Regions from separate parts of the Mus musculus genome. Here all the other regions are linked to region 1. Evidence: chromatin loops called from intact Hi-C (ENCODE). Cell type or tissue: left cerebral cortex. All regions are shown on one strand.

What was found. A loop is a pair of places that touch in the nucleus more often than their neighbours do. Peaks named below come from ENCODE experiments on the same cell type or tissue, not always from the same donor. Only the 100,000 strongest peaks of a DNase experiment are listed, where the experiment ranks them.
Region 2: it touches region 1 in a loop (9-fold over the local background); 3 of 42 quality-filtered maps call a loop at or near these places.
Region 3: a loop joins it to region 1, with 14 times the contacts of the local background. A loop is called at or near these places in 3 of 42 quality-filtered maps.

The regions. Positions count from the first base shown.
Region 1 is chr2:138,277,561-138,285,560 of GRCm38, reverse strand. Btbd3 (BTB (POZ) domain containing 3) reads right to left here and starts at 7,068. Exons shown (of 4, transcript NM_145534.2): 1 at 6,304-7,068; 2 at 5,722-5,812; 3 at 5,070-5,188; 4 at 1-2,103. The coding sequence starts at 6,653. The coding sequence ends at 1,071. In left cerebral cortex, CTCF peaks have their summits at 2,558 (motif pointing right), 3,850 (motif pointing right), 4,975, 5,719 (motif pointing left) and 1 weaker place; DNase peaks (open chromatin) are centred at 6,246, 6,598, 7,085, 7,990 and 3 more places; H3K4me3 peaks cover 4,625 bases; H3K27ac peaks cover 3,994 bases.
Region 2 is chr2:138,548,149-138,556,148 of GRCm38, reverse strand. No RefSeq gene overlaps it. Among named protein-coding and RNA genes, the nearest start is that of Gm14061, 29 kb to the left of the region's middle. In left cerebral cortex, no CTCF peak of the experiment used is centred here; DNase peaks (open chromatin) are centred at 821, 4,443 and 4,775; H3K27ac peaks cover 617 bases.
Region 3 is chr2:139,127,924-139,135,923 of GRCm38, reverse strand. No RefSeq gene overlaps it. Among named protein-coding and RNA genes, the nearest start is that of Gm14066, 180 kb to the left of the region's middle. In left cerebral cortex, a CTCF peak has its summit at 3,560; a DNase peak (open chromatin) is centred at 3,586.

The sequences.
Region 1 (8,000 bases):
AAGTACTTTATCACACTGACAAGTAGTGCTACAAAACCGTTACTCCATACCATACCTCTAAAGAACTGTTTGGTCCTCTTTTAACAGGGGAGGGGGGAGGAGAAACGGGAGTCCTATGCAGTAAGACTTAAGAACAAACCAATAGTGTGTGTGTGAGTGTGTATTTGTGGGGGGTCCAAAACTACCAGGCCAGAGTGGCTTTTCTGAATTGTATATCCTTCTTTCTCACTGGTAAACTGACTGCTGGTTGTATAGGCATTTTCAGGCTTCCCTTTTACCCATTAGAGTACAAATTAGCAAGTTTGCAACCTTTCTTTCTATCAACAATGACATTTTCCAATTGCATCACTTCTGAAGGAAGCGGTCTGCATTCTGGTATCTTGTCTTCTAACCTGAAAGAATATAAGTCTGCTTTGTAGTTGGAATCATGGCCTAAACAAATATCTAATTCCTTACATCAAGAGTCTGAACTGTTTAGTGAGTAACACATATATGAACTTGAAATACAAAGACTATAAAAGCAAGGCCCAGAAATAACGAATGTAAAAGAACAGCAGCAAACTTGACTACTGGCCTAGTGTTTACTTTCTAAGTTTACTTGGTACAAAGCAAATATTCTTTCAAATTCGTACACTGAGGTTTACCTGTTCTTTGTTTTTGCTTTTATTTATTTATTGAGAGAAAGGGGTTCTGTTTAAAAATAATGATACTACTTTAGGATACATAATTCCATTCATCAAAGGAAATTCAAGTTGATCCAAAATTTTCTTCAGAGGTACAGAAGTAGGAGGTTGGTGGGCACTTGGAAAAGCACACGATCTCCCTAGGCGTACAGACGCAACTCGAAACCCACAAAGCCTGAGTAAGAACTTGGCTCTTCTAAGCATAGAGTTAAAAGCGGAATGTTGCATTTTAGCCTGTACATAATTAAAAGGTTCAAAGACATTAGAAACTGCCTACTGCTTCATTCATTACAAATTACCTGTGCTGACCACATATCTGCAGATGAGCTAAGCGTCAGGCAAGGAGGGCCCATGTGGGCACCTCATGCTGCATAAAAGAAGAAAAGTTCAGGCGTAGAATATGAGTTCGGGGATCTGCCCTCCCTGTACACCAGTGCCATTGGTGCTGTCTGAGGAGCACTGGAACTGGACAGTCACCTTGCCACACTGAACTTCCGTCATGCCTTCCTGCCCAAAGTAGCTGAGTTCATTGCCGTCCAGCACTACACTGGCTGTGTAGAAGGTGTCCGGCTCAATCTGCACTGGATACTCAAACCACACAGGGAAGGTATTGCTGGATCCGTCTGAGAAGTACTTGCTCAAGTTCTGGCCCAGGACAACGCCCTGCCGTTTGAGTTCGATCTTTGCGCTGTACTCGGCAGAGCCACAGCTGGAGCCGTACAGCCCAAAGCCTGCGATGAACACCCTCTTATCAACAGCAAACTGGATGCTGTCACAGCGACCCCGATAGCGCCACTGGTTGCTCCGATAGGCACATGACTGAAATCGGTGGCAACGCTGGGGGACCAGGCCCTTGCGGGCTTTACTCACAAACTGCAGCTCTGGTTTTTTGGATGCAGTGTACCAGAGGAAGATGTCATTGGTCTCATTGAGAGTCAATACCCCAGACTGTGCAGCACCATTTGCAAAGTCATCCAGGGCCATGGTAGGGATGCGGATCAAGTACAGGGCCTTTCCTAGGACCTTGCGTTTATTTTCAATGCTCAGGGCCAGATCTTGCCGCTGGCATTCTACCTCAGCCCAGTTCAGGGCTGCCTCAAAAACCACTATTTCTTTGGCATTCAGAGTTTCCCTGCGGAGGATACTTTCGAGTGTCTGGAAGTCGATGTCACAGAATCCCTCAGACTTGAGCGCTAACTCGGCCTGGGCATCAATCACCTCCCAGCAACGCTGTGTCAGGTCCGGCTCCTCAAACAGGCAGCTCTGGGAGAGGAGTACGCAGGCGTTCTTGGCGCTTAGGCTGGTCTCCAGGAAATTAACACAGGCTCTGGCGAGGTGAGGAACTATGTACTTTTTGGCAGCATACAGTGTGGCCAGCACTGTGTCTGCAGCCAAGTCAATTTCATCACAATAGATGTATCTGAAAGAAAGTAGTCAACATGTAAGCAGGTTTCCACACAACGAGCATGAGGAGCAAGGAAGGAAGCCACTGCTTTCAAGCCTGTCCAAGAACATACTTTCATGTGACAGCTACTACAAACATGCTAAAGAAGCCTCTGAAATACAGTCATAAGGTATTAGGATTTCAGCTCATCAGTAAGCTTATATAATTAAATGGATTAACTGTGTTGCTATTCATCTTCTATCTTATAAAGACAAATTCAGTATATTTTCAACAAAATAAGAGATACTCCAATTATCTAAAAGATTACTGTATATCAGAGATAAGATTACAAAAACACAGAAAAAGTCTATTATACTGTATTAAATGTTAAAGCACTGACATTCCCAATCCTATAGCTTAAAAATTATTTATTAAAAAATTATTATTAAAAAATTATATATGTGTGCCTGCGTGTATGTTTGGGCACCTGGGTACTCCAGGAGTCCAGAAGAGGGCACTGGCTCCCTGGAACTGGAGTTATGGGCAGCCGTGAGTCACCTGAGAAGGTGCTAGGACCCGAATCCTGGACCTCTGTAGAAGCTGCACTCCTAACCCCTGAGCCATCTCTCTCTTCAGCACCAGCAGAGTTTAAAGTAGACATATATAGCTCTATTCCACTTTCTGTTTCAATAAAAACAAATGTCTTTTGAAACTATAAGGTCAAAGTTAAAAATCTTAATGATTTGGGACTTTTCTAAAACACAAAATAAAACCTGATATTAAATATTTCTGAAGTGGTTCCAAGTTTAAGAAATCACCACATAAACTTCACTACTACCTTTTCAGCGAACTCCACAAATCTTGTGAGTATTAAAGTTCTAAACTCCTATTTGTCCTATTTTCAGAACTAAAGCAAACATTACTTTCCCCTGTATCTATTCAGAGACAAAGCAGAGAGCTCACACGCACACTGATTCAGTGCGTTAGGGAGCTGTACCTATCTTAGGAGATGAAATACTTCTTGTTGTTTGGGGGAATGGTGGGAGTTTCTTGAGACAGTGAAGGTGGAACCGACCTGCAATCTTATATTACAGGACAAAAGGATAATCAGTGACAACTCTGCCCATGACAACACTGAGAAAATTTATCAAAGTTTTTAAGCTAAAGCAGTGGGTACTTTGATTTTTTTTATAGTAATTTTATTTCATGTTTGTAAAACATACCTAACTTAAGAAACCAAGATTAGCTTTCGCAAGGAAAAAAAGAAAACATAAACACACATAAACAAGCCAAAAGGTTCCTCAGTAATAAACACTTTCTTCCAGGAAACTGTCTTCTCTATAGGCTAAGCCGGTTACACCGGCAAGACCACTCGACAACACAGCTGCAGTACAGTTGTGCTTTGCCTAGGGCCAGGACTAGGAGAGCATCCAGAATATGGGCTGGATTTGTAGCCTCACCCTGGAACTCAGGGAGCTGCCACTCCTTTTCTGAGTACAGCTACTCCCCTAGGACACAGGAGGGGAAGCCTCAGTTCCTACTGCTGTTCCCAACAAGGCAAATGGAACCTCACTCACGCCCTGTTCTTTCCACCCCGCCTGACTCCATAATTTTTAAAAACTGCACTAATATGCTCTAGGTAATACATCTATTTACAAGAGAAGATATTTGGCAAACAATCAAGATGTAACTTTCCGACATTCCTGCTCCTGTTTCCTGACTGTACATGTGTCTGGGAAACAACACCCTACTGGACTTCAGTGAGGCCAAGTTGCTAACTAGGGCTGCATTCTACCAACAACAGATGGCACTGTCACACGCAGAGCGGACTTCACAGGCAGTGAGGAAGGGCATGGATCCAAGCAGGTAGAGAGGTTTCTCGGTGGTGTCTCTAATGGACTGATGCTGAAGGTTAAGAAGTGACGAAGCAGTTACTGTTATGGTCACTCACACGCTCACTGCCTTTAACCTCCCTGCTCCCGCTCCCCACTGGGAACGGTCTAGTTCAATTAGGCTTCAATGTCATTACAGGACCAGGGAATTACATACTTAAAAACTCTGAAACGGACTAGAACTTATTTTTCAGTAAGCAGTAAATAAAAAATAATGATTGTTTTAAAAATTGTAAGAATATTGTCAAACTTTTTGACCCACTTGGCAATTTTTCTTCAAAAACATTGTTTTTTAAATTTATTCCGATGAAATGAAATTCCCAGATCAAAATATAGCCTTGAACAGTTAAGAAAAACCTTATAAATACAACTTATAATAACTAGGCTTAATCTCACTGTTTAGCATTAGACCCTGGTAAAGATGATTCCCAGGACCCGATTAACATGCAGTAGAGTCTGTAAAGTATCTATAAGATATGAAAAATTTTAAGTAAATATGTGACTACCCCAATCTTTTTTACGTTTTTATATTACTAATTTAAAATTGCTTGTATTAATCTACAGACAACTATAGGAAACAATCCCTTCAAAAATCTCTTCATCAAAAATTTGCATGTCCAATTTTGTGGGTAAAATATATGTAGTCAAAGATGAGATACTAAGTTCCACTTCTGGTGGCATTAGACAACACAGAAGGCATGTGTCGTCCTAGTGTTGCTAGCTAAACAAGGTACATCACTGCTCTCATTGTGAAGTAAAGGTCTATTTCTCTGAAGCCTCCTTAAAGTGTCCTGCTTTCAGAAGGAGAACATCCCTATTAAACAGTGTTTATTCCAGAAAGCTATTTTTCTTTTAAAATGTCCCTAAAAGCAGCTCACCACGTGAGCTCTTTGCCCCTAGGCTCTAGGCTAAGGAATGGCTCTAACTGCCTGCGACATTCCATAGGACTTCCCCGAGCACAGAAGAGCGGTTCTAAGACCATTTACAAGGCAAGCAGCACCCCCTCTCTTTAGAATCTCTCGCTTACAGGAAACTCAGATCTGACTGAGAGGCCAGCAGAGCAGGAACACAGCACAAGAAACTCTTTCCAAACACACACATCATGCTTACTTCAGCATGGCGAGGAAGGCAGCAGGTTCGACGTCTGGGATTCGGATTTCATCTTTGTCCTCAGCGAGTTCTCCGTAAAACATTGCATGGAACACTGAGCTCCCGACAGCGAGGACGTACTGTGGAGAAAGGGAGAGCTCCCTTCACACACTACACTGAAAGCATTTGCAGAGTCAATCCCCAAAACCACTAGCCACTGAGGGCCGGGGGCACGTAAGGTACATAGCCCACCGTCGTAAACAGCCAGGCTATGGTGCACTGGACAGGGAGCATGAGACTGTCACACAAAGTGGGCTCTCCATCAATATCTCAAAGCTTTGACATTAATATACACCCCCACCCCACTGGGAAATAAATCAAACCATGGGCTCTTTATCGGATTTCTATAGGTACAGTAAACAGAGGACTTTCCAAGCCAGTTACAACATTTCCTAGCCCTGGAGAGTGAGAAGCGCACATTTCTGGGTGATATATACAACCGTGTAGAAGGAAACAAAGACAAAATGAAGTGTGGCCAAAGGTCTATATTCTCTGTAACTGGGCGAACCATGCAGTGGCTGCCGGCGGGCTGCCTGCCCACACCAAGCTCTGTGCTGACAGGGTCCCTCTATGTAAATCTCAGGACTAAACCGGTAATGCAGCTGTTGCTTACTTTGTGTCCTGGCAACCGCTGAGTCCCACCTGGTGGCCCAACCACAAAATGTACGTCTGCCATCAAGTCATTATTGAACATCACCGCATTTCTACAAACAAGAGGCGAGTCATTAATTCACAACAGCCTGTATTCTTAGCAGCCCTTTCCCCAACATGCAAAACTTCAGAGTTAAGCTAAGCAACAACAGCTCAGCGTTCCACTCCCAGCTAAAGAGCATACAAAGGGTCCAGCCACACCACTGCCTGAAACCACTGCAGACACATGGCAAGGAACTCAAGTTTTAAAAGTTAACTAAACTTTTACAGGGCTTAGGACAAATGAAGGGTTTCCTGTCTCTGTGCTCCACAGACACAAAGCTGCTGCTTAAATGTTACAGCTTGCAAAAATATTTTTATCTAAGAGGAAAACAGCTGTACTGCTTTGGAAAAGATACAAGGCAGCTTTCCATTACCAGTAGAGCCTCTGGGGAAGAGGAGCAGGGATTCGTGGTAAACTGCATTACAGTCATGAAAAAGCAGAGACTTCACCACCGGCAAACTTTGAGAGTAAACACGCTAGCCTGCCAGCAAGGGCGCTTACCTTTCTCGGATGGTGGGATAAAGACCCTGCCAGTTGGGGGCCGGGATGAGGTTGTTGTTACAGAGGTTGTGCTGGTGTTGCTGCTGGACAGTGGTGCTGCTGGAGTTGGCTGGCTTCTTACGGGGGAATATATCAGCAGCCATCTTCTTCTTCTTTTTAGTCTTCAAGGTAATTATTTCATAACAAACTGGGGGCAACTTGCTGCTCCCACTGCCAACGCTGCCGCCGCCGCCGCCGCCACCGCTGCTGTTGGCTTTCTTTGAACCTTTTTTGGACCTGTTCTTTACTGTCTCTGGAAGCATCAAGAAGAAGGTGAGACATTTCATGTTCTTTTCTTTATCATCTACCATGAGTACAGGATGTCTCTCTTTAGAGCTAGATCTCGCAAAACTGCTCAAACATCAAGGCAAAGAGGCTAGCCGGAGCTAAGATGTTAACAGAGACCGGCAGGCTGCTTTCTTCCTGCTTTTCCCAGCCAGGCAAGGTGACCTTTTCACTATGTTGAAGAGAAACTGGCTTTAAGTTTTATCCAGGACCGGATCTGTTAAATACATTCCCATCATGATTCCTGGTTTTCTTACTTGCGCATAAAACCAGCCGTTCTCTGGATCACCTGCAAAGCTGAGCAAAGGAGGCAGGCAGAGAGAGAGCTGAGGCGCTTGCTTTCTGAATTAGGTTAGCAAGATGTGGCGAGCCCAGCGAGTCAGTACGGCCGCGGCCGGCCGGTGAAGTTGTGTGGTGAATGGATCGGGAGAGGAGAGTAGGTATTACAGCCCTGCAGACGGAGTCAGACAGCCAGAGCTCCGAGCCAATAGCTGAAGCCACCAATCAGGATTGGATGAAGCCAAACAGTGACACCTATTGTAGCATGCACAGCTCTGATATTAAAGGAGCAGCAGTTACATTCTCTTTTCTACTGTATATTTAATTAAGATAAACAGCAAATGAAAGACATTTGCAAACAGGAAGGGAGGGGTTTATTTCTCTTTAGTACAGGAACATTTTCATTTCAACCAAAACAAGCAAAAGCCATTAACAAAGAATGGGAACACATATGTCTAATCTCTCTTCCTGGCAACAATCTTCCTCCTAGCAGCATTTACTTGCAAGTATTTTGAACAGGATCTCCTAGACTATAAAGCCAAAGGGAACCAACGTACTGAAATTAAACCAAACACATTTAAGCCCAGCCACGGCAGGGGAGGGGAGGGGTCTTTTTTTAGTCTCTGGATGTTTTGCTAAGGCTCTGCATTTAGCTTGCTTCCAATGTTTTCTAGCTCGGCACTGATTTTGGACCTGTGTCCCAGGTCACAAAACACAGTTAATTACGATGAGCTTCCACCAGCACACTTAGCTGTACTCAAGCATAAGGCAGACTGTAGATATGACAATAGCATTCATTCAAATGAGACAACTCTGATAATTAGTGCTTAAACCCTGTGATTCACTGCAGATAAGTCAGATAGGGCACTGCTCAGGATCTCAAAATCCAACTCAACTCTTAAGGCTACATTTAATCTTGTCATACAAATTTTAAAGAATCCGTAAGCTCTAGCACAGCACCAGTAGAAGGGCTATTTAAAATGATCAAAGTCTCCTATTAACTAGTTAAAAGGCAAAAGATCTCTTTGCTTTAGATGAGAATAAGGCTTCCCCGGCAGCTGCCAGTAAAACAGCATCTACTGGAGCTTCATAGT
Region 2 (8,000 bases), 270 kb before region 1:
TGATAGGGCCAAAAGAACAATAGCTTTCATGACAAAATCAGCTGACACTGACACATTGCCTCACAGGGCACAAAGCATGTTTGCTTGGTTGGTTGGTAGGGTTGTTTGTTTGTTTGTTTGTTTGTTTTAATCTTTTAAATATAAAATAGAATCTCACTGTGCACCACATGCTGGCCTTAAATTCATGATCCTCTTGTCTCTGCCTCCCAAGTCTATACCATGCCTGGCCTTGATAACAATATAGCATCTTATTCCTACCACACTGTGAAGAAGACATTATCACATCATAAAGTGGAAATCTGCCGGTAGAAGGCTTAATGCTTACCTACGTTCATAGACCTGGTCATTAAGAGAAAGTGGATGTTTACTTTTGTGTAAGGTCTCTGCCTGTCCCAGCTTACTCAGGTCTGAGGAGGTGCCCAGGGTGTCAAAGTTCCCAGTGCTAAAAGGAAGACACTCATCCAACCAGGTCAATCAATAACCCTGTCAGCCGTCGAGAGCAGGACTCCAGCTTGTTCTTCCCAGAATCCTAAGGGCAGCTATGCTCACCCACGAGGTGTGCTGGGGAGGCAGAATGAGCTACCTACCTCCCCAACAGTCCTCTTGCTGGATGGCTGTGTGCTAAACAAGCCAGACTGAAAGGCCATCTTTGAATCACAACTACCAAGTGAAAATGAGGAATCCATTCAATAGAGAATCTTTCAAGCATTTCTGCACCACCCACTCCCCAGCAAGGTTGTAGCCCACTCTGCCTAATGGGAGCATTGGTTAGAGATGAGAGAGCAAGCTATTTTAAAGTTTTGCACACAACTCATCACGGTATTTGGCGATGCACTCTCCATGCTGGGTTAATCACTGCCGTGGGTGTCCTGGAAATGACAGTGAGCAATTTCATGAAAACTTTATAGTCAATAACATTACTCCCACAACCCAGCAGAGAGAAGCAAAAGAAAAAGTCACGTAGCTCCCCGGTCGCCTGAGCAACTCTGACAGATAGCAAAATTAAGAAATAAAACCTTAGGAATATCCTAGGCAACAATTTGGCTGGAATATGAAGAATAGTGACTAGTCAAGGCATCCTAGACAAAAGGCGCTTAATTGGGCTTTAAGTTGTATATAATTTTAAAAATATTCAAGAGGGAAAGCTGGTTCTTTTAAGAAAAGCAAAGAGCATTCATTGAATATTTATAACATGTCAGCTATTCCTGTCTGGCTTTACTGTGTTAATTGCCTACAATACCTGTATTCTACCATCACAGTGTCTGTTCATCGAAAGGATGTTTGCATGTTCTCCTTTCTGTGATGGAAAATGCAGGTGTTTAGGAACCAGCACAGTGGAGCCATTTGTAGGTAACAGCACTAGAATGTGGATTTAGGGGAGATCTGGCTGAAGGGTCTGTGTAAGGAACTACATTTCCCCTCTATGGTTCCAAGAATTCCTATTCGCTGAGTCTGAGGCTAAACTCTTCAGGCAGTCACTAGTTGAACATCTTTCATCTGCAAAGTCCCAAACAGTGAATTTTGACAAAGTAGGAAAATTCTCCATTTGACCTCATGTGACAGATTTCAATCAAAATACAGATAAAATTTTAAAAATACTACATAAAAGTTTCTTCAAGCTGTTTTAAGATATCTACAAACAATGAATTTCATGTTATAGAAATCTTGGGGTTCCATTCCCAAGATACCTTACTCCATATATTTAATATTCCTAAATTCAAAAGAAGAAACTAATATCATTTGAAAAATATTTCTGGGGACAGGTATTTTGAATCCGAAGTACTCAAGCCGCATATATGAACTGTAAGTTAGAACAATGTGCCCATAACAGATCTGAAGAGCAACTCGGTTGGTGACAGGAAAGTGGAGGTTTGTGCTACAGTGTCCTCTATGTTTACTGGAAGGAAATCCAAAGAGGAGCCCACACAGTACTATTGTTTGTATTTCATTAGACATTTCTACAATGTTTTCCCTTAGAGTATGTGCACACTTTTCCTTAATTAAATGGTAACAATGCAATTGAAATTGAGACAGCTACACTTTTTCTCTACCTTTCATTAAAATCCCTAAAATTTCAACAAGATAACAAGAAGAAGAAAAGGAGGAGGAACACAAGAATTGCTAATAATGCAAACACAAGTTCAAGGAATAGACATTATGTATGTGTGTGTGGTGGTGGGGGGGGATGTTTGAGAATGACAATGGAGGTGGATGGATGGAATCAAGTACTTTATTCTCTGCACAGCATCTGCTATGTACCGAGTTCAAAGCAAGGCCCCCAGGAGGCAGAAAAAAAAAATAATGATCCATGCTTACATTTTGTACTACATCCTGAGAAAAGGACATTTCAAACGCTCAGAAATCAATCTCTTTGTCAGCACAAAAGTTCTCCCTCCACCCCAGATCCTGTTCGAGTCTCTCTTCTGCATTCTTAGAAGACTGCAGCTTCATTCACTCAAGGTGCCAGAATAAGGAAAAGAAGGTTTTGAGTCACGTTTCATGTCTTGAAATATTTGTTTAAACACGGATATGCTTTGTAGGAGAGAATATAATCAGAAAGAACATGGAAGGAGAGCTTTGGGGCCAATCATATTGGTGTGAGGGTAGAGGAAAGTCAGATGGGAGGAGAAGAATGTTTGATTCACTTCTAGCTCAACTCCATGAGAAGAGAAGGAGAGCTCAAAAAGATCCCACCTGAACACACCAATATACCCCTCTGTTTCTCTTTACTATATGGGCTATAAAAGTTTCCTTCAGATATCTAATTATTAACTAGAGCCTACAATCTATAATAAAATCTGCACTATATCACCATTTCTCTCTATAGAAGAGGCTAGCGTCAATTCAGAGGAACTCACTTGCAATGCAAAGAGGTTACTGAACTAGATTCATGAAGGCTGGCTGAAGTAAAACGGAAAATTCAGTTCACTCACTTAAAATGGAGTTAAAGCCTTCAGTTCTCTGGTGAAGACAGCCCTTCTGTCCAGAAGGAAAGCCATGTTCGAATGCAAGGGAGCGTAAAAGACCCTCTGTGGAGACCACACTGGATATTTATTTCCTAGAATAAAGAGGAAGTAAAAGTTGGAGTATTCAAAGAGGGCACAGCCAATAAAGTGCCCAGGTTGATGTTGTATAGTACTATACTATAATAAGTATCATGTAAATACTTATTATCAAGTAAATAAATGCCTGTACACTTTGAATTGCAAAATTTCCATTTCATACTCAGCAGAACTGCACTACTGAAATTATCTGAAGACATTTTAAGATCAAACAATTTAACCCATTTTTCTAAAATATTACACACAGAGCACAAATTCAGGAGAATTCCACTGCAGGATAGAAATACATAAATATAGAAACAACTCAGATACATTAATGAAATAGCAAGTATATGGAAATAGTTTCGGGATTTACTGTGTCAAAGAGTTCCTGAAGATGAAGGGGTTTGTGGTTCAACCAGTGACTCATTAGTCGTAATCTTGGTTTTTAACAAATGTGAGAGACTATGTTGGGAATTGAGGGGTGTCTAACAAAATGAGAGCCATGGAGTATTCTTCACATGAAGAGAGAAAGGGGCTGCTTCTCCTCTGAGGAGGTGTCCTTTACAAACTTAAGGTTATCAGGAAGTATAGATAATAATAGATACATTTCTAAACTACAGAATAAGCATCAATAAAATATAGTCCACATAGAGAGGAAAGGCTCTCCTGAAGAAGAAAACATACAAAGTTTAATGCAAATGGAACTGGAGTTGATTATTAGTTTTAATCAACACTGTACAGACAATATTTTTCTTTTCTCCCTTTTCTTTGGCTCTTAATTTTAACATTATAGTCTTGAATATTTATTAGACATAGCTAAATGTTTTCATTTACTCTGAAAAAAAATTTTCCCTTTCAGTAAAGACCCTATTTCTCTATTGAAAGAGATCCCAAAAGATCTTAACAGATCCAAGAGTTGAAAATAGTAGAAATCACATACTCTTATTATTGTTCAGTAAAAATAGAAATTACTAAAGAAAGTAATCAAATAAAATCTAATTATTTGGAAATTAATGCCTCTGTGCGCTTCTGAGTAATTGCTTGGTCACAATAGAGGACAATGCTTATAACTGAGAATATGCACAGAGTAATAATCAAGAGACCATTTATATGAGATAGTGAGGTACTGCATGCTTCCCTCGGTTTTGTGTTCAAACCTCTCATTACTGTTGCAAGAACATCTTTAAATGGACTAAATTTAGCAGTTTATTTACTTAAGCAGAGAGGAGATTCATGAATCAGGTAGCAAGCTGAACCAGGAAGTGACATGTAAAAATAGTTGGATGGAGAAAAGCGTTCTTTGGACACACTGAGCAGTCAGCAGGCTGTGATCAGCTGAGAGCCCAGCTGCTTGGTTTGCAGAGACTTGGCTACTTATTGCAAGAATATAGCAGTTCAGTTGCAGCTCATTTATACACTAGATTAGGTTGCAGCTTGCTCATATGGAGGCGGCTTTGTGCCAAATTTAACGGAACGTTGGTTTTGAAACTAAAAGAGAAAGAAGCATTGCACGTGGACTATCTAAAGGAGAAATGTGAAGGAAACTAAATGAATTTAAAGAAAACTAAAAAGAGCAATTAGTGAATTTGAAAACAGAACAAGAAAATTCATGCATTCTAGAGCCAGATAATTTATGTATGTCTAAGATGCAGTTATCTGAGATATTTTAGGATTGCTAAGAGGAACTGCTGCTAAACCCACACACAGTAGGTCTGAAGCTGCCTGTGCTCATTTAAAACCCAGTGGAAGCTACATAGCCTACCTGCTCCCCCAGGGTCATCTCAAGAATGGCAACAGTAACAGCACCTCCTACACAGGGATGACTTGTGGAAAGTCCTCCAGGCCAGAATGCTTTATAGATTGTAAGGACAGACTACAGAGAAACTGCAGTCCTTAAGAAAATAAAAGAAAAACACAAGCCAGTAGCATTTGACATAAAAAAAAAAAAAGAACATTGATAAAATAGACATGTGGAAAAATGTACAAGGTAACATATGTTAATAAAAAGGAAGTTTGCAGAAAATGAATAATTAGGGGAAAGGGAATCTGAACTAGCAAAACTGAACAGAAATCTTGTCAAATACATTAACTTACACTTTCAGGATCCAGAAACATATTTCATTATTTAATCTGTGTTGGCATAAAATAGAAAAATTCATCCAAATATTTTCTTTCCAATGAAGAAGAAAAAGAAATTTTATTTCAAAACCCAATGCAGATCAGTACTTGAGGCGAACACATCTCAAAAGAATGTCTCTGGTTGTAATTGAACTGTGTGATGTTAATAAGTATTCCTGCATATACCCATGCATAGACAATGTGTGTGTGCGCGCGCGCACGTGTGCGTGTGCGTGTGTGTGTGTGTGTGTGTGTGTGTGTGTGTGTGTATATGTGTGCGCGCGCGTGCGCGCTATTCACCCCAAAGTCCTGGGCCCCTGGAGCATTGGCTCTCCTCTTATGGCAGTATTCATACAGTGTCTTCCTTACCTGTTTGCTAGTCTGTAGCCCTACTTAACTCTATATTACTTAGGATAAGTCCTATGCCTCTCATTTTGTCTTTGTGGTAAACTCTGTATATTCTTGCCATTTAAGTGAAACTGTTTCAATAGCAGAATATTATGTTCTAATGACACTGGGACTCTACGCATTGCAAAAGTGCTAAGCAGAATTCCCGCCTATAAAATCATTCAATTTGAAAAATCAGTTGTTCTTTATAAGTACCTGATTATAGAAATATGGTTTTTTAAAACTATTGTTTTAATATTTGTTGCTCCATCATACCAATTCAGGAAAGACTCTTATTAACCAATTTCTCTTATGAACATACATACAAATAATAATAATAATAATAATAATAATAATAATAATAATAATAAAAGCAGGATCTGCCAGGATGGATCCTGTCTTTAAAAAAAAAAATGCAGGGACAAAAATGGAGCAGAGACTGAAGAAAAGGCCATTCAAAGACCGGCCTAACTAGGATCCATCCCATGCGCAGGCACTAAACACTGACACTATTACTGATGTTATATTGTGCTTGCAGACAGAAGTTTAACGTGGCTATCCTCTGAGAGGCTCTACCAGCAGCTGACAGAGACAGATACAAATACTTCCAGCCAACCATTGGAATGAGGACAGTCACCTCTATGGAAAAGTTAGGGAAAGGATGGAATGACTTGAAAGGGATGGCCACCCCATAGGAAGAACAGTAACTAACCTGGTCCCCTCAGAATTCCCAGAGACCAAGCCACCAATCAAAGAGTATACATGGGTTGGCCCATCACACACACACACACACACACACACACACTGCCCTGCCTGGCTTATATGTAGCAGAAGACTGCCTTGTCTGGCCTCAGTGGGAGAGGATGCACCTAATTCTATAAAGACTTGATGCCCCAGGGAAGGGACTTGCAGGGTGGGGAAAGGCATAGTTGGCAGGGGTCGGGGGGAGCACCCTCTCAGAGACAAAGGGGAGGGAAGGATGAGGTGAAAAATTCTGAGGGTGCAGCTGGGAGGAAGGGCAACAGTTGGAATGTAAATAAATAAAACAATTTAATTTAAAAAAAAGTCTGGTCATCAGCACTGTAAAGCAAACACCCCATCTTCTCCGATTTATTAACCCCCTGAGACTCTCTTTTTTCCACTCTAGTCAACCCTATATCCCACAAAACGGCTAAAAGCAAAGATCTATGAGCCTACTTACAGTCAACACTGACACAGAGCTCAACTACCAACCATATTGACATCTAAGCACAGTTCGACTCCAGGCCATTTTGACATTAAATAAAAAAGATCTTGAGAGGCAGTAGAGTGTGTGGATCCTATGAGTCAGAAACTCATTCACTAATCAGAGTTTTGTTGCCAGCTGAGACCTGCAGACTCTGCACCACATGCCGTGAATTGGAATGAACTGAAGCACAGGTTTGAGCCTGCTGAGCTCATGGTAGAGAACCACTGAAGTCAAGCCTGAGGAAGACCTGAGCTTCATTCAGCTTCTCACAGGCATTAGTAAAGCAGGTTTCTGAAGGCCAGGCTGGATAAAGGTTCAAATTCAGCAGCTTGACTTAGCAGATCAAAAGAAAAGAGTTTGGGTAAAAAAAATGACTATTTCAATGGCATCATGTCACATGAGATTAGGTTTAGAATTTTCCACTTGTTGTATCATATAAACGCCTCAGACATAGAGAATTTGGCTCATGTTAGAATTCAGCCTTCTGATGAATGATAATTACCTCATTGTTTTCTTAAGATTTATTTACTTTTATTTTGTGTAGGAGTGTTTTGCCTGCATGTATGTAGGTATGCCATGTGCATCCTGGAGGCCTGCAGAGTGTCACAAGCCTGGAACTGGAGTTTCATTCAGTTGATTGTAAGCCAAGTGGATTCTGGGAACTGATGCTTGATCTTCCATGAGAGTAGCAAGTGTTCTTAATGGCTTAGCCATCTCTTTGACCCCAGTTAACTCACCTTAGGAAGGATGCCATAGGAGGAAGAGGCTGTGGATACAGAGAAATGTGCCCTATGAAATACATACTCAGAAGAATCAGAAAGGGAAACACAGAAGTCCAACTCCTGGCCCCGATGCTTAGTTCTGGCTGGTTCTACCTGTTCTATAAAGACAAAGGCTGTTCTCAATGGTTAGTATGCATCTCAGAGATGTAGAGTACTTACTAATACCGAGATGAATAGCCCCAGTCCTTTAGATTTTGATTTAGAGATTAGATGCTTCTGTGAGCTCCCAGGTGAGACTGATTGTGTCCCTCCATAGACTGTACATTGTCTTTCTCCACCCCCACCCCCTTGTATCCCATCTTTTATACCCTCTGTAAATTAGTCCACCCAGTTTTCTTTATCTAAAAGTTTCTAGGGTAAGAAATAGCCCATAGCTTTTTTCACTCTATTATTTTTATCAAATGCGCACTCTCATAAAGCTTGCTCTAGTATGTCTCAAGT
Region 3 (8,000 bases), 850 kb before region 1:
AAAAGATAAGTGTTCAGTGTAAGTCCGGAACATCAACTAAGGAAAGTAGTATGTTCAGTGTTGTTAAGGACAGTTCTTGTGCCGTGTAGCTTATATTTGAGGAAACAGAATGAAGGCAGCTGGCTGAAATGAAGACCACAGTAAACTGTATTCCTATTGAGTGAAAGCCAACTCTTAATGAATTCTGTAACAAGCAATATTAGCTAGTAAAACTTAAGAGAGAAGGCTTCTCTGGTCCTCTTCAAACTGCAGAATGAATTGGCTTCTGCAGACATGAAAGAAGGATGGAACAGTCAGGTTTCTCTGATTGTCAATGTTGATCATCAGTTCTCAGACACTCCTAATGGAAAGGTTCTTAAAGGTAAGTATTAAAATCTTCACTGCAAGGGCTGGAGAGATGGCTCAGTGGTTAAGAGCACTGACTGCTCTTCTAGAGGTCATGAGTTCAATTCCCAGCAAACATATGGTGGCTCACAACCATCTGTAATAGAATCTGATGCACTCTTCTGGTGTGTCTGAAAACAGCGACAGTGTACTCATATAAACATAATAAATAAATAAATAAATAAATAAATAAATAAATACTTCACTGCAACAATCCAAAGGTATTTCAAGTGTGAAATGCAATTTTTAATGTTGATAGTCCAACTTTATTATATTAAGAAGCATTGCCAGAGAAATTAGTAAAACATACTTTGTAAGTATGTCGATGAGGATGCTTCTAGGGAGAAGAGTCTCCCTGCATGTTGGCCCTCTAAATGGAAGAAGCATTATCCCATAATCTTGTCTGGTAACCCAGATAGACTTAAAAACATGAAAAAAATGTATATGTAAATATATTCATTATCCCTACTCCCTCCCTCTTCTCTGGTCACCATGTATGAGTGGCTCTGCTTGCCCACAGCCTACTTCCTTTGAAACTAGGAGCCAAAATTACCCTTCTACTCTCATTTTATATATTTTATGTATTCTGCCAAACTTTTAAGAAATCTGATTATTAGTGATGAGGTGTGTGGCAATGGAGAGGGAAGGAAAACAAATCTGAGATGGCCAGTGCAAAGAAGCTGAGTGCCCAGGCTGCTTGCTGACTTACATTAGGGCAAGATTCCCAGTTTATCATGAACCATTGAGGAATGTTTAAACATCTTAGCACCTCACTACCAAGGAAGGTTTCAGATTTAATTATGCAGCTCTGTTTAGTGAGCCCTCCATTGATAGAAGTCATTATTATCAGCATAATATGAAATAAAGCAAAATGTTAGGTGAATTCATATAACCAAGTAGGTTTGAATTCCTCAATGAATCTGAAGATTTGCCTCAAGATCAGAACTACACACATGTGTTAGGCCTATCATGTGCCCTAAGTTCGGTTTTAGGAATCTTTGAAAATTCAGATTTGTATTTTCACTGTTTACCCATTAGGAATTTCGTACTGCATTTATACGTTTTGACAGTGGTGATGAATTGCCACATTTTGATGTGTCTTGAAATACTAAACGGTTTCGTTCAGTAGTTCACTCTTGCTGTTTCTCAAAGTTGATCTATTTTCAGTTTATTTGTAAGAATTTTTCTGTCATAATTTGAAAATAAGATACAGCCTAATAGAGTTGGCTGTTAAGAATATTTTCTTTAAAATGTTATTTTACCTTTCAAAGTCAGGAAATAAATTGATACATTAAGGACTAAAAGATATCACCTTTCCCTAAACCATATTCACTTTCTCCTTATTTTCATCCACTGTGAAGTTTATGGGCTCAGAAGGAGCATCTGGCTTTTACATAAATGGTGAGAAATCATTTTCAATTTGATTTATGCAGAAAGTGATCTGAACATAGAACACAATCACAGCCACCTCAGCTGCCTCCCCCCGCCCCCCCTGCCATCCAAAATAGAAGGGGAAAAATACTTAGAATTTCTACAGTGGTAAAAGTAAGGTTCAGAAAAATAAGAAAGGGAACTAAAAATTCATTATGCTAATTCCACAACAAAGAACATAAGCAATATAAAAATGAAAAAACAAAAACAAGTGTTAAACCCTAGAACAAACTTAACTGTGAGAAGTAGAACCTCATGTTGATTACCTTGTGGTGGAAAAAAAATGACATTAAAATGTTGGCTTTAATATCAGGCTTTATGCTTTGCACACTCAGACCTCAATTTCTCTTTCCTTCCCCTGCCTCCTCATCTGTTTACATTCTTGGATTCTATTCTTGGGTTTAATAACATCAAGGAAGAATGAGACTCCAATATCCAAATATGTTTATTAGATTCTGGCTCAATTTTGGGCAAGTTCTCATGCTAGATCCTATCCCATGTATGAAGATGTAACGACTTGACTGGTCAACCTCAGTCTATTCCTAGCTTTGCATCCAGGTATGTAGGATGGTCTTCATAATAATTCCATGTTCCGGCAGAGAACAGGTGAACTTCCCGAGGGAAGTAAAAGCAGTAGTTGAATGGGAAAAGATGCCTGGGTTCTTCAATGTCTAAGTCAAATTATACCTTCTCTAACAAACATTTTTTAGAAGATACATTATAACTTTGTTATGGAGTTTGCTTAGATCCAACACAATTCAAGCACAAGGTCAATGCAGATTACAAAGAATTGTTGTAATCAAGTTACTACTAATGGATCAGGGCTGCAGAACAGACTTGGGAGCTGAACTGGGACACTGAGCCAGAGTGCTACAGAGTATTTAGACTTACAAACCATAAACATTTTATGCTAAGTTATTGTTACATTTTTCCACCAATCACGATTTAGGGATAAGGGCTTTCTTTATGTGGTTGATCTATATCAACTGACATGGAATGTAGAATTTACAAACCAATCAATCAAATTCATTTTTTTTTCCATTTCAGTTAGGAAAAGTCATTATGTTTTGGAGAACAAATGGCATAGTGGAAGCTGTGGTTAGGAACAGCTATTATGTTTTGGAACAAAATGGCAGTACTTAGGACAAGTTTCTTTTGCTTGTTCCCAACATTATCATTGAATACATAAAATATTCTGCTACTGGTATATACCTGTCTGGCATCTATTTTCTCAATGTTTTATCTAGGTCCATTTTGGCTTCTGTAATATGTCTTATAAGTTGTATGAGTTTTAAACAATAAAAAAATCATCATCATGCATAGTTCATGTTTAGAATAACAGCATGTTCATTTTCTGGTGGTGGTCTCAATGTCATTATGTCCTAGAATGTCAGATAAGGGCATATAAGAGTGCTTTCTGGATCATCTTTTATTTAAAAAAAAAAAAAAACCTCTCTTAGTCTCTTTCCAGATGCTTTTAACTAAATTTTGTAACCACGTTATAAAGGAAAGAAGCTCATATTTCTGGCATGATGATTAAGGCAATATAGAGAATTCCATGGTGAGAGACTAATACTGGACTAGCATCTAGCTAAACTTGTTTTAACCAGTTTGGAGCCAGATTTTTTTTTAACTCACTAGTCTATTAATCCAGCCCTGAGAGTCTAGCCCTAATCATCTCTTAAAGGTTACACCTGGCTATATCTTCCTATCTCATGATGGGAATGTAATTTCAACATGAGCTAGAGGGCACCCAAGTACCACATCTTTTTATACCATAGTCTTGGGGTTTACGGTTTCAACAAGCAGACTATAGCAATATTATTGGTGTCATTCACATGTGCTTTTATGGCCAGTGCTTCTGTCCTCAGCTGTTGTACATACTGTTGACATTTTACAGCTGTCCCCTTTCTTCATAGAATTGTCCTTAGGTATGATAGACCATTTTGGTTAGCAGTCTGTCATCCATACACATGCAAAGGGGTGGCAAATGACTCTTTGAAGAAAATCACAAAAGTGTACTTATTTACCAAGGTTGTGCCAATTCTGTTAGATTGTTTATGTTCCAGACCCCTTTATGTTAACTAGCTGGAAACATGTTCACTAATCCTTCACTCTTGCTTTTCAGGCACTTAATTCTCTTTCCAGACTTGTTTTCCAGGTAGTTTGAGTTAAAATAATCATTCATCTTGTCATATTCAGTCATCTCTAAACTCTTTGACCATTGAGGGATCATGTTTTGGTCCATTTCCAGTTTTCAAAATATCTAAGTTATATGGTGTTTTTTTTTTTTTCCAACTACATCAAGATGGCTAAACCATATTTTCTATGGCAATATTTTTGGAACTTTAATATTATACAGACCTTTCAACATGCTAGTAAAATGACTCTGTGTACCTTGGCTAGGGCCAAAGACTGAGTGTCTAAGAAGTTTTAGGTAGTGACAATCCTGCTAGTCTACATACCACAGTTCCAGCAGCAAGTTCTGATATATACTGATTATTTTAATTCATCCATAATCTTTAGATTCACACTTAATTCAAGGAGAACTCCACAAGTGACTGTTAGATTATGAGCTACTTTGAAAATTGGAACTGAAGGCATCTGGATTGAAAGAAAAGCTGAATTGAAAAATATTTTCCAAACCATAGATTCTATGTCCTTTGTGGGAAGCTCTCAATAAAAGTTACCAAGGGAGGTATTTTTTAAAAGTTTCCAGATAGCTGGCAACAGAAATATTTCTTGAACCTAATTCCTTCTGTTCTAGCCCTCAGACCTAAGGGACCAATTAGCGATGGGTCAGTATTTCTCAGATGGTCTAACAGAAATTGAAAATGACAATTTTGAGAAGAATTAGAATGTGATTTCTTATTTGGCATGAAAGCACCCATGTGTACTCTGTGCCTTAGGTACTGAGTTTAATCTTGAAGTTGGTCATGCTTGAGCATGTGAGTCATCCCCATAGAAAGGATAATCGCTTCATTTTGGCTTCATCTGAGATGTGCATTCCAGGTCACAGGTCTGAGAAAGGCTTCATTGTATTGCTCACAGCTCAGACAGCCCTCTGATATAATACCTCATTAATTGTAGATGAGGCACCCACCAATCATCCTGTCAACCTGGAATCCTGAAGTAACTGACTCTTGTCAAAAACTGACAAAAAATCCTTCTGTTTTAATACTAGCTACTCTTTTCTGAATGAAAATTTGCATGTGTTATGCTTTTCTCTGAGAAAACGTGCATTATAATTACTGGTGCATATATATTGAAATATAATTAAGTATATAATGAGGTCTACTTAGAATGAAGATGTGAGTTTTCAATCCTAAGTGCATCAGAATTGCTCAGAGAGCTATTTGAAAATATTGGCTCAGTAAGCCTGAGAAAGAGCCCAGGTGTCTCCTGTCACCGGGGCTTATGCACAGGATTGAATATCGTACATAGTGATAAGTAGCCAAGCTCAAGATTTCAAATGCATCAGAAGTATCCATCCAGATTTTAAAAATTCAGACTCCTGAGTTTCCCGGATAATGTAATCCAACAGAACTTGGAAGGAATCTGGGAATTTGCAATCAGGCTAGGGTGATGTTGCTATTGCCAATTGTATGTATTAGATACATGGATTGTATCTTTAGGAACAGTACCACATATTTTGAAACAACTGACTTCAGTGTGCAACAAAGATAGAGAACATTGCTGGAAAGTAATATGAAGTCAAGAAAAGGCACCCATGAGAGCACATGCTGAATGGCAAGTGGCCTTGTGATTGTCTCAAAAGCTCAGGATTCATCTCTTCCATCCAATAACTGGAGGCCTATTGTCTAACTCATTAAAGTTTCACTGTTCTCATTTTAAAATTGTATTATAAGCATGATATTAGTTTATGAGTTAAAGATGGGTGCAAAGACTATCATACGTAGTAAGTACTCAATGAATACACATGTATATGCATTCTCTTACATCATTTTGTAGTCACTCATATTTATGTTACACAAAATACTAAACATCTCCTTTAGCACACAGACTGTCCATTTTATATACTTCTTTATGCATACATGGTATTCTTTAGATTTGGAAAGTTTGTATTGCAGATATAGAGGTCATGGAGTAGTTCTTCAATAGTATTTGGACAGACAATACATTTAGAGTTATAAGTAATTCATCTTTCTACGGATGTTTCTCAAATACTGCCATTTCAAACACAGATTTTAAAACAGGAAAAGTATAGACTGAAGACATCTTGGAACAGCAGCACATTTGAGAAACTGGGGGGATATAAAGAATGCTTTTAAAGATGGCTCTAAGACTTCACACCTTTTTGAATCTACACTCTGCTACTCTCCTCTCAGTATGAGGGCTTTCCACAGCCCCAGAGCCTGGGCTTCTAATAACTAGCAGACTATGGTAGAAATAATATCACACTGTTCAGAACTTGACAATTCAAGGGGCCTCACAATTCTCTTTAGCTTTTGCTCTTTTCTATTTACTATGAACAAATGACACCTAAATATGAGACATGGGTATGGAGAACAGAGTCAAGTCTACCATTCCAAGTAAGATGTGAACATATGAGAAAATCATGTTAAAATCAACAGAGTTGCTTGCCTGCCTTAGAGTTTACAAGAGCATGAAAAGTCATTAGCTTGGATCAGACAACTATCCAGTAAAACCATAGAATTATAAGAAACATGTGATTGTTTTAAGTTATTATGTTTGTTATAGGGTGACATAAACTAAGTGATATAAAATGTTGAATGAAGAAAAGTAAAGGGCAAATATATGAGGATTGGGTATAAGTAAGAAAATCCACATTTTACTAAGTGCTGCTCAGAGCTAGCTTCATTAAAACAAAAAAAAAAAATAAATAAATAAAACATTTTACTTTACACTCACCAAAATAAGATATATGTCATTGAAATTTTAGTATTAGAATGTTCAAGTTATTTATGTGAAGAATAGACTAGTGTTTTTTAATTTACTGTTGTATAAGCAGTATGTGGCCTACCCTGGATGGATACCAAGAGCTATGTGACATTTCAAGGAGGCAGGTGATAAACAAGGGGAAAGTAATGAAAGATTGCATGTGGTTCTCATTTTAGGCATATAAGATTTGACACAAACTCTCAGTTACTGACTAATCTACAAAGTCATTTCAAGCCGTGGAGACTGACTGCAGGGGGCATTGAGGATAGTACTAATTTTACTTTTTAAAGGAATGGCCTCCAAGAAGCATGAGCATATGGCATTTAGAGTCACAGGGCCATTGTTAAATCCAAAAACGATGGGAGTTTTGAGGTTATCAGCTAGTGGCACCATGTGCTTATCAGTATTGAAATCAAGAATGTTCTGATCCATCCCTCAGTAGAGATAATAAGAAACACAAGCATCCTTCCATAATAAAACTGTTCTATAAATGTGCTTCAGCTATTCAACTCTGTAACTCTTAAATTGCTAAGCCTGTAGAATCCAATTATAATATACCAAATTAAATTGATGTTCGGTTTCTTTAAAGTGTCCAAATAAATTTGGCAAGCAGGTCTACTAATGACAATTAAACACATACAAAATTACATTTTTGGATATTGTCTCTCTGTGTGATTCAATTTGGATAATTTGTGACCTGCAATGTGGAACACAGAGAAAGCCGAGGAATAAAATTGTTCTTTCAGGTAACACTACCATGACAGGATGTCTCAACACTGGGAGTCATTGATTACTGAACAGGTGATTTATAGCTTGTCAAGGATATTTGCTGAGCATCTGCTGGGGATAATGGGACTCTGTGGGGATGAAAATGATTGAGAATCTAAGGACAACATCCTTGTCTTTAGATAAAGGTACACTTCCTGAAAAAAAAATTAAACAAGGTAAAGAAAAAAAAAAAAACACTGCAATCACAATGTGTAAAGGACTATGAGAGTCCCAGGAAAGAGGGCAAGAAGAAGGCAAAATAGTCAAAATAAAGGCAACAACCATTAGAATGTTAAAATGATTTTGAAGACAAGCTGCCGTTTTTTTTTTAATTTAATTTCATTTTTAATTTATTTTTTAAACTCCATATTCTATTCCAGCCCTATCCACCCTCCCACTGCTCCACATCCTACACCTCCTCCCCACCCCACTCTGTCTCCACATGGATGCCTCCACCCCTACCCCACCTGACTTCTAAACTTCCTGGGGCCTTC